2 separate regions of the Mus musculus genome follow, and region 1 is linked to region 2. Evidence: chromatin loops called from intact Hi-C (ENCODE). Cell type or tissue: heart. All regions are shown on one strand. Each heading gives the region's core, and the rest is flanking DNA. Links, peaks and the distances in the headings are about the cores only. Region 1 has its middle 17 kb from the start of Lyst. Region 2 has its middle 74 kb from the start of Lyst.

Region 1 (5,381 bases), core at 250-5,249, 56 kb after region 2:
GGGAAAGCACTGTTAACATTTGTTGCAGAACCTGCCCCAGCAAATAGAGGAATTTCCCAAGAGCAAACTAACAACCATTATTTATTTTCTAACAGCAGATGGGTGGATAAGGGGCCACCACCATTCCAATGTCCCTTCACATTGTACTGCCTTTAAATTTATTTTATTTTATTTTTAGTCTTATGTATCTATTTGTGTGTGTGTGTGTGTGTGTGTGTGTGTGTGTGTGTGTGTATGTCTGTGTGTGTGTGTACTCCACAATACACATGAGGATGTCAGATGACAACATATAGGAGTTTGATAAAGTGTTTCTTTCTTTCCACCATGTGTGTCCTGAAAGGTCATTGAAAAGAGGAAAAAAAAAAAAAAACCAGGCAAGGCAACAAACCACTTAAGACAATGCAGGCTTTTGTTTGGGGAAAAACCTGAAAAAGGGGGTCTCTGAGAATCAGAGCCCTGACCCTTACAAGCTCGGGTAGTTATAGGGCAGAAAGAGGGGTGGCGAAAGCAGATGTAAAGGTTTCTATTTTGATCTTTAGTTGGGCATTTCTAGCAGTAACCAGTGAGCAGTCTATTAAAGAATGTCAGATGTGGCTGGCAAGATGGTTCATCAGTTAAAAGCACTTATTCTTGCAAGGGATCCAGGTTCAATTCTCGGCACCTAAATGGTGTCTCACAGCTATCTGTAGCTCCAAGTTCAGAGGATCTCATGCTGTGTTCTGACCTCTTTAGGCTCTCAGCATAAACATGGTACACATACATATGTGCATCCCAAATACTTATACACATAAAATAATCTGAAAGAGTGTCAGATGATTAATAACACTTGTGTCTAGCCATTATAGGGGTTCACAGGTCAAGGATTTAGAGAAACAAGTTCATTTATTTCAAGAAACCAAAATGCTGTAGTTACTGGAATAGTCACAGTTCAACCAAAATGAGTTTTACAAAAGTGTGTGGTACAGGCTAACAGATCCTGGCATCAAAGTCAAGTTGTGGGATTTGGCAGGAAACATCTTTATCCACTGAGCCATCTCCTCAGCTCCTGATCTTGTCTTTGACTAAAACCCTAGACAAAAAATTTCCCCCACAAGCCCATTCTGTTTGTTGACCCAAATTATTGATGTTTTAGGCTCTTCCAGAAGGCCTAACATTCAACTATGCTAAATCCCACACTGTTAACATCATCCCAGAATCTTTATAACCCTTCATTTTATTATCCAGTGTGTCTCTTCTCCCTCTGTCTCTCTGCTTGCTGGACATCACGATATGGCTGTCACTTAGGTCCATCCCACTGTAGCAGCTCCAGAAGAATGTGTTTCTGTGTTCTTCAATGAAAGGTAAACCATTTGGAGGAGGCACTTATATTACCCACCTTGTTTCTCTTTTTCCTTGATAATATTTGAGTCTGGATTCAGAGCTCCACTGTAACAAAAGATCATATGAGGAAACTGGTTGCATTTGTAACTTTTTGTACAAAATTGGCCCATTTTTACAACATGCATCCACTTTCTCAAGCCACTCGGTGTGTGAGAATTTTTAAATGCTAGCAATCTGCAAGAGAATACCAGCTTCTAGAGGAGCACTTTTTCATACAACTTAAGGATGTTCATGTTCACCACAGGGCCGTGACAGGCTTGCCTCCCCAAACCCTTAGAAAACAATATTAATTCAATACACAGGGATGTGGTGGGTGATCCCACAAGCAGAGAGTCAAAAGAGGCAGGAAGCACTGTGAGCGATTCAAGCAGCACCTAGAGGTGCAAAGTCGTCACACGTATTCCGGAGACTTCAGAGAGTCCTGAGTGAGCTATAATGTGAAACAGATTTGAAAACACTTCAATGTAAAAAGAGCTCACTATCCTTTCCTGGAAATAAACATCGGTGGTGGTGGTGGTGGTGGTGGTGGTATGTGTGTGCGTGTTTACATATGAACATATACTTATCTTCAAGTTAGCTTCAGTCTGAAAGTACCAAAGAGAGTCTCAGGTGGGGAGACTGTCTTGATCAAGTTGGCCTATGGCATGTCTGTGAAGCATTTTTCAAAAATTACTCATCAACGTAGGAGGATTCAGGCCATTGTGGGTAGTCCCACCCCCTAAGCAAGTGGTCCTAGGTTACATAAGAAAGCTGGCCAAGCCTGAGCCAGAGAATGTAAGCCAATAAGCAGCCTTCCTCTGTCGTTTTGTCCGCTCCTGCTTCCTTCCCTGACTTCTGGCAGTGAGGAACTGTGACTGGGAGGTGTAAATGAAATAAATCCTTTCCTCCCCAAGTTGCTTTTGGTTGTAGTGTTGATCACATAAGAGAAACACAAACTAGAACAGTGCACATGGAAGCCAGAGGTCAATGCTGAATATAATGCCTCTGCCTTATATTTTGAGATCATTCTTTGCCTTATATTGTGAGATGTGATCTCATGCTGAACTTGGAACTCACTGATTTGCCTATATACCAAAGGACATAAAAGAGAAAGTTCCCTATTTTTCCAACAGGAAAACTGGCTGAAGGTTCCAGGCAATAAAAGCATTGCCAAGGGGCCGAGGAGATGACTCAGTTGGTAAAGTGTGAACTTGAGTGGAGATCCTTGGAATCCATGTGAGAGTTAGGCATGACATAATTCCATGTAATCCTGTGCAACCTAATGCTGAGAAGTCAGGGGCAAACAGATCTGTGGCTATCATTGGCCAGTCAGTTTAGCCTAACTACTGAGCTCCAGGGTGGTAAGAGCCCCTGTCTCAAGCAAAACCTTAAGTGAATAGCACCCGAGAAATAACATCCATGTGCACATGCCCCTGCACACATACATGCTTGAACATACATGAACATATACTCACAAATATGAATTCAGAAATCCATATCTGATGTGGAATAAGAATGACAGTAGTTTATAATGAACATATAAAAAAAAGAATTAATATCATAAGCATGAAAAAAGAGAGAACCGGTTCTCAGCATAAAGGAAAGGACATTTTATGTTTAGTGACAATTTGCAGCCAGAAGGCGAAAGGCAGTGGCTCTGGGTCCTCCAAGGATTGAAGAATTCTTAATCCAACTTCTGAAGCTTCTCTCAGAAACACAATTAAGGCTTGTCCCTGGGCAGGAGCATCCAGGAACAATGACTCAGGAGAGTGATCATGCAATCTCTAACCCAAAATCCTCACTGCAGACACACTGCAAAGGAATGGGGCTTGCTTTGCCAAATTTCCCATGTGATTCAAACATGGCCACTCGCCAGAGAGCCAAAGGGAGAAAGGGCCATTCCGAGGAGACTTGGAGATTTCCTAGCACCACCAGCGGGTGAAATGGCAGCATGGGGCTTTCAGAAAGCCATTCCCAAGGACGATTTGGCTTGGAGAGGAGCAGGAAGAGTGCCAGAGTTGCTGATGCTTTGGCTTCTTTCCACAACTTGCATGGAGACATTGTGTACTTGCAGTGACTGAGAGTTACTGATTGCCTTTACCATCTGCTGCTGTGTCTTCTTCAGGTGACATCAGAAGGCACAGAAAGGTTTGCCCTTGTCATCATCCAATGAGGCCCTGGGTTGTTTGAGTCAACTGTTCTTGCTCCTCTAATGCTGGCAAAATGATGCCACCCTAAGTCAGCTGAGAGGAAGCCAGGATTTAAGTGCAAACAAGACACACAGCTTGCTTAACAGCATGGAGCACTTCTGCTGCAACTAGGTAGATGAGTGCTAATGGGGCTGCAACGAAAGTGCCCACAGAGTCACTTTGAAAGGAAAGCCCTCCTTCCTCTTCTGAAGAAGGTACTTACAGTGCAGGTAGGCAAACATATTTCTGAGATTGCTTAGCCCCGGCAGAAAGCATGGGCATTTGGGGCAGGCAGACTGGGTTTGGGTTGAGAGCTTGGGTACCACAGGACAAGGTAATGATAAAAAAATCCTTGGCAGCACTGGTGCTGCAGGATGCTGGCTCTTGCACACTGCTTGTTCTGAGGGTGGCTGGTGCCTTGGCGTAACCTCTGGGAGGGTCTGATGTAGGAGAATAAAGCTCCTTCCCAGAGTTGGGTGAGCTGAAGGCCTTTTCTGGGGAGAAGCCAGTCCTGATTTTCAGGTGCCAGAAACTTGGTTTGGACAGGACATTACGGAGTTAATAAAGGGGCACTCTATAAATGGGAGCAGATGGGCTTATGTGGGATCCAACAAAGCGCATGAAACCAAGCCTATTCAAAATATACTTTGTGGGCTGAGGATGTAGCTCAGTTGCCAGAATGCTTGCCGAGTACGCAGGAAACCCTGGGCACCATCCCCGGTACCACATACGCTGAGTGTGGTGGCACAGCTCAGCACTTGAGAGGTGGAGGCAGAAGAACTGTAATCTCAAGGTTAGCCCTCAGCTACACAGTGAGTTTAAGGATAGAGTGGGTTCCGAGGGACCCCTGCCCGGTATCAAATGATCTATAAGGGCCCTGGTTGCAAGTGACCAGGAGCCATTGCTCTGTAGGCTGGGACACTTGAGGATGTGGAGGGGTCAGCTTGGCTGAGGGTAGAGAAGTCAGGAGTAAATAATAAGACAACTCTTCTCCCATCTATCCGCTGCTCGACAAGTCACTGCTCTATCCTTGCATGGGCTCCTTGTTTCTCCTCCCTACCCTCCTCCATCCTTACCTCCTTGCTGAGTCTCTGTGAGGGGGGGAGGGGGATACACAAGTGTCTCCTTGTCGTTACCACTCCTCTGTCCCTTCCACCTTCCATTCATTCTTTATTCCGCTTTCCACATGATCTTTCTAAAACACAACCTGGTCAGCTCTCCACTTTGAAAGACTCCAGTGGTGCAGCTGGGGCGAGAGCTCAGTCACTGAAGTTCCTGCTGAGCATGCGCAAGGCGCTGAACTCTATCCCTAGAAATGATTTTTCAAAAGCCTTGACGTGGTGCTGTGCACCTGTAATCCCAGCGCCGGAAACAGACACAGAAAAGTCCCCTGGGCTGCCAGTCCTGCTAGCCTAGCCTACTTGGTAAATTCCAGGTTAGTGAAAGACCCTGTCTTGAAACCCTCATAGCCTCTGAAGGTGTCCTCTGGCCTGCATACACATGTGACTGACTACACATGCATCTGTGTAGTTTTACACACACACACACACACACACACACGCACGCACGCACGCACGCACGCACGCACGCACGCATACCTGCACACCTGCACACCTGCACACCTGCACACCTGCACACCTGCACACCTGCACACCTGCATCTTTTTTTTCCTGTTCTTTGCTAGGAATTTCTAATCCCTTTCTTATTTCCTTGTGCTATTCCCTTATCTGGAATATCTTTTCCTTTTGTCTGGCTGCCAATCCCTTCCTTGTATTTCAAAACAAAGCTGTCTCCTCTGGGAAACTTTATCTGTTCTCCTTTCACAGTAGGGTT
Region 2 (5,381 bases), core at 162-5,161:
ACCCCACTTGACCTCTAAACTCCCTGGGGCCTCCAGTCTCTTGAGGGTTAGGTGCATCATCTCTGAATGAACACAGACCCAGAAGTCCTCTATTGTATGTGTGTTGGGAGCCTCATATCAGCTGGTGTATGCTGTCTGTTTGGTGGTCCAATGTTTAAGAGATATCGGGGGTCCGGATGAATTGAGACTGCTGGTCCTACAGGATGGCCTTTCTCCTCAGCTTCGGGTCAGCTGCTTCTGTCTATTGGTTGGGTGCAAATATCTGCATCTGACTCTTTCAGCTGCTTGTTGGGTCTTTGGGAGGGCAGTGATGATAGGTCCTTTTTGTGAGGTCTCTATAACCTCAGTAATAGTGTCAGGCCTTGGGACCTCCCCTTGAGCTGGATCACACTTTGGGCCTGTTGCTGGACCTTCTTTTCCTCAGGCTCCTCTCCATTTCCATCCCTGTAATTCTTTCAGACAAGGAACATAAAGATCTTTTGCAGCTCAACAACCAAGAGAACAAAGTTCAAAGATGAATGGTGGATCTGAATAAGTATTCCAGTAATGAAGATATACCATTGGTCAATAAGCACATGGAAAGATGCTCAAGGCTTGGGATGCTGCTCAGAGGTACAGCGATTGCTTAGCACGCACGAGACCCTGGGTGTGACCCCAGCTCAGAAAGAAATGTCCTTATCATTAGTCATTAAAGTAATGCAAATTAATCCCAAAACTTGACGCCATCTCATATCCAGAAGGCTATTTTTAAAAAGGGAACTGCCAAGAAAGATATGGGGAAATGAAGTCTTTGTACATTGCTGGCAGGAATATAACATGGTATAGGTCCCATGGGAGACAAAATCCGGGACTGACCACACGATCCAGCCATCCATCCCACTTCAAGCTGTGTCCAAAGAGCTGAAAGGAGGGCTGGAACAGACACGAGCAAACAAATCTTCCTTGTTGCATTCTTCATGGAGGCTGAAAAGTGGAAATGACTCACAGGTCTGCCAACATATGAGACATGTTATCTGCAGATACTGCACATACATACAGCCTGGCTGTGAAAACAAATGGAAGTTCTGCTACATGCAACAGCATGGGCAAACCTCCAGGACATTGTGCGGTGACAAACAGACCAGTGGCTAAGGGACAGGTATTAGATCATTCCACTTACTTGAGGAACTTAGAATAGGCAAATTAAAACAAAACAAAACTGGAAGTAGATTTTAAGTCACCAGAAGGTAGAGGGAGGAAGAATGGAATTATTAATAATTAGAGTCTTCGAGGTGATAAAAAGCTTTAGGAAATAGGTTGGGGAGGGCTGCATCATTTTTAAAATGTAGTTAATGACACTGAAGTATGCACTTAAAATAGCTACAAGGGAAACTTTTGAATTATATATTCTCTTTTGTTTAATTACTTTGTTAAGAGCTCATCGTGTAGCTCAGGCTAGCCTCAAACTCACAATTTTTCTGCCTCATCTCCCAGTTCTGGGATTAAGGCCTGTGCCATGGCACCAGTTCTGTAGTACATACATGTATACAATATGTATACATGTTTATATATTACATAACAATATTTTACTATAATTTAAAAATTGTCATGTACAGCCTTATGAGCTTTGCATATTTATTATATTATATTTATATTGCAATAAAGTTGTTTTGTTTTACTGCAAAGCCAAATTTCCTAGTTACCTAAAAAGGGCAAAATACTGGTCTGGGCATTGTCGCAGCTGACTAGTCCTATGAAGACTATGAGGCTTTCCTTAGGATCCTGTCAGGAAGGGACTTTGCAGATGACCTGTCACTCTTTTCTTTCTCCCCACCCACCCCCTCTCTCTTGTGAGACAGGGTTTCTCTGTGTAACCCTGGCTGTTCTGGAACTTAATTTGTAGACCAGACTGGCCTTGCTTCTGCCTCCCAAGTGCTGGGATTAAAAGCGTGCACAAACTTTTATTATTATTTACATTATATTGTTATATTATATTATTATTTATTATACTAATAATATATTTATTTTAAATTTATGTGCATTGGTGTTCTGCCTGCATGTATGTGAAGGTGCCAGATCTCATGGACTTGAAGCTGCAGACAGCTGTGAGCTACCATGTGGGAACAGGGAACTGAACCAGGGTCCTCTGGAAGAACAGCTAGTGCTCCTAAATGCTGAGCTACCTCTGCAACCCCAACAGGCCGGCTCCCCCGACTCCCAACCCCCATGGCCAGCTTATTTTAAAAACATGGATTCTGGGGATCGAACTCTGGTCTTCTTGTTTTGTTTGGTGTGGGGGATGTAAGCTTGACTAGCTAGCATGTGTGTGGAGCCCTGGGTTTGACCCTTAGCTCTTAGCTCCGAATCCTGTAATCCAAGCACTTCGGAGGTGGAGGCAGAAGGATCAGAAGTTCAAGGCCATCCTTGGCTACACAGTGAGTTCAAGGTCAGCCTGGGCTTTGTGCGATCCTGGCGCTGGGGATCCAACCACAGTTTCGTGAATGCTAGGTAACTAACTACCAACGGAGCTACAGCCCCATCCGTGCGATTTTTAGAGGCTTCTCGAACAAACCCATCTGAAGATCACAGTTCTGAAGGGGAGGTTAAGGATCCTTTAGTAGCAAAACTATCTCTGTTCATTTCCTCTTTCACCAGGGTGTGGAGCTCAAAGGCCACAGCCAAAATCTTAGAGGAGTTTAGCAAGAAAGAGGGACATCTACAAAGTGATCCTTGTTAAGATGGCACAGAAATTAAGACATGGAAGTGCCAGAAAGCTCGAGAACTTTGAGAATGGCTTCTTGGACACTTGCCTCTCAAGAGGGGCACCGATGAGCATAGAGAGCATTCAGCCTGTTTTCAGCCTAGCTAGCCTCTCAGTTGAAATCTCGCTGGTTTGCCAACGCAGTTCCAAATGTGACCACAAGAGGTCAGAGCCGCTCAATGCACGAAGCATCACAAGATGACCTTAACTCATGCTGGTCACCTCCCAAAGGCCGACCTGTAAAACATAAAGGTGGAGTTAGTTATTCTGAAACTGCTCCATGCCTCACAGTGGGGGTTAAACTCTGGAAGAAGTTTAAAAGGGATAAACTTTTATCAAAAGTGGCCACTCCCGTGGGAAGTCACCTTTAACAGTGAACAAGAATTTGAATGAAGCTTGCTAGAAATAAAATGGCTTGGCCCGGACGAGTATGAGACCTTCGGAGACTGGCACTAGAAACACACGTTAGCATCTTATAAATACAACATGTTCTTCAAAGTAGTGAAACTGGGTCAACAAAGCCAGAAAGAAAAATAGGCTGTAAGTCTCAAGTGTCACTTGAGAGCACACTCAGGTGTCACCAGTTGTATACTAGGAATTGAACCTGAGTCCTTGTGCATGCTCGGCAAACACTCTACCACTGAACTCCATTCCTAGCCCAGACTGCCGGTGTTCTTAGTATTAGGTAGGACCATCATTTGATGGTGACAGTGCAGAGGGCCTTTTGTGATGATTCTTCAGCTCGTAGAAACCTCTAACCTTCTGGTTGCTTTGACTGAACCAAATGAAGTTATTTTTTGTTTTTTGTTGAGACTGAAAGATCCTGACAGAATGTAAAAGGTCACAGAAGCCCATTGGCAAGATAGATGTCAGTGTTAGCAGAACTAGCTTCACTGATTTAGAAAAATAGAGGTGCACAATGCTCTGGCCACTCCTTGAATCTGTGTGTCTGCCAATGTTTTGACCATTCCTTGACTCATGTGTGTGCCCACTGATGAAGCCCATTGCCAGGTGTTTGTGATATTGGTGGCTGAGAAAGAGTCAGAAAATCTCCCCAGCAACCACAGCCCGGCCAATCCTGAGTTGCTGCACCTGCACCAGACTCTTTCCTTGTACCCCTCCCATACCCATTTCTTGAGAATAGACATTGTTTAGTTCTGGAATCCCCTACTCCCCCCACTTCTCCTTTCTTCCCGAGGGCCTATAAAAACTGGGACCTCTTTCCCCTCGAGGTCGACTCCTCTACCCCAGCGTGGGATATGAGTTGTCCCCAGAGCTCTGGCTTTCCCCAATAAAGCCTCATGTGGTTTGCAACAAGCTCGGTCTATCGTGAGTTCTTGGATGTCTGCTATTGTCCTGAGGCCTGAGCGAGGGGCTCCTCTGGGAGTCTTTCAAGACCATTGGTTCCCTTCTGACTGTTTCCTCTTTTGTGGTCAATATGATGGTAGCCTCCAGCTGGAGGACAGTCTTGGGGCAAAGTACTGCATTGCATCGAGGACACTGTGTGTGTGTGTGTTTGAGCCTACCCAAGCCAGAGATTGATGGAGCACTTCATAGTTTGTCTTTACAAGTCTACATGAATTTTGTGTTCAAGTCCAATAGTAACTGATTAATTACGTTAGTTTATTTGACTAGGCTCTCCTGCAGCCCATCCCTCCTGGATCTCTGTGTGGCTGAGGATGACCCTGACCTCCAGGCCCTCCTGCTTTCTCCTCCCACGTGCTGGGGTGCTGGGGGCAACCAACAGAACAGTTTTATAATAAATGTAAAATACCACATATTTTTCAACAATAAATTTAAAATGTTTATGCATTTGTGTGTGTGTGTGTGTGTGTCTGTCTGTCTGTCTGTCTGTCTATATACACAGTACTCACAGAGGCCAGAAGAGGGCATAAAATCCCCTAGAACTGGAATTAGGTGATTGTGAACCTACCAATATGGGTGCTGGGAACTGGCCTCTCATCCTCTGGAAGCTCTTTTAACCACAGAGTCATCATCCCTACTCATAAAATGCCATTTTAACCCCTTAACATTTGCCTTGGGTTGAATTGTAGCCTGCCAAAAAGATAGGCATGGCTTTAACCCCAATACTTCACAATGTGATATTTAGAAATAAGGTCTTTTCAGATATAGTCAAATGAAGATGAGATCATGGGATAGGCCTTAACCCAACTGGACCAGGGTCTTTGTTAAAAGAAGAAAGTGGACTCAAAGATAGTACACACAGAAAATTTCTTAAGAGAGGAAGACAGAGATAGGGTGATATAAATAAGAGGTATGGAGACCCAGAGATACCTGCAGCCTAACACATAAGTCCCCTCACAGCCTCCAAAGCCACCCTGCAGCATCTTGACCTTGAACGCTGATATCAAAAACCAGGGAAATACTCTTCTGTTGTTTAAGATGCCCAGCTGTGGCTTTTTGTTTCAGCACCTTCAGCTGACTAATACACTAACAAAAACACTGAACCTTAAGGGGGATAGACCAACTTCATCCACTGTTGCCGACTGCCACCTCAGTTGATGCCCATCTCTATAGAACACAGCTGGTGTGTATAGATGCTTGAGAGGTTGGCGAGAATATGTACCTGAAAGCACTTTACCAATTCTCAAAGGATGATGGGATAGTCAGCTGTTGCTAA

The links. Peaks named below come from ENCODE experiments on the same cell type or tissue, not always from the same donor. Only the 100,000 strongest peaks of a DNase experiment are listed, where the experiment ranks them.
Region 1: it touches region 2 in a loop (6-fold over the local background); 5 of 42 quality-filtered maps call a loop at or near these places.

Annotation. Positions count from the first base shown.
Region 1 is chr13:13,570,503-13,575,883 of GRCm38, forward strand. No RefSeq gene overlaps it. Among named protein-coding and RNA genes, the nearest start is that of Lyst, 17 kb to the right of the region's middle. In heart, for the core only: no CTCF peak of the experiment used is centred there; a DNase peak (open chromatin) is centred at 3,219.
Region 2 is chr13:13,514,159-13,519,539 of GRCm38, forward strand. No RefSeq gene overlaps it. Among named protein-coding and RNA genes, the nearest start is that of Lyst, 74 kb to the right of the region's middle. In heart, for the core only: a CTCF peak has its summit at 2,883 (motif pointing right); a DNase peak (open chromatin) is centred at 2,893.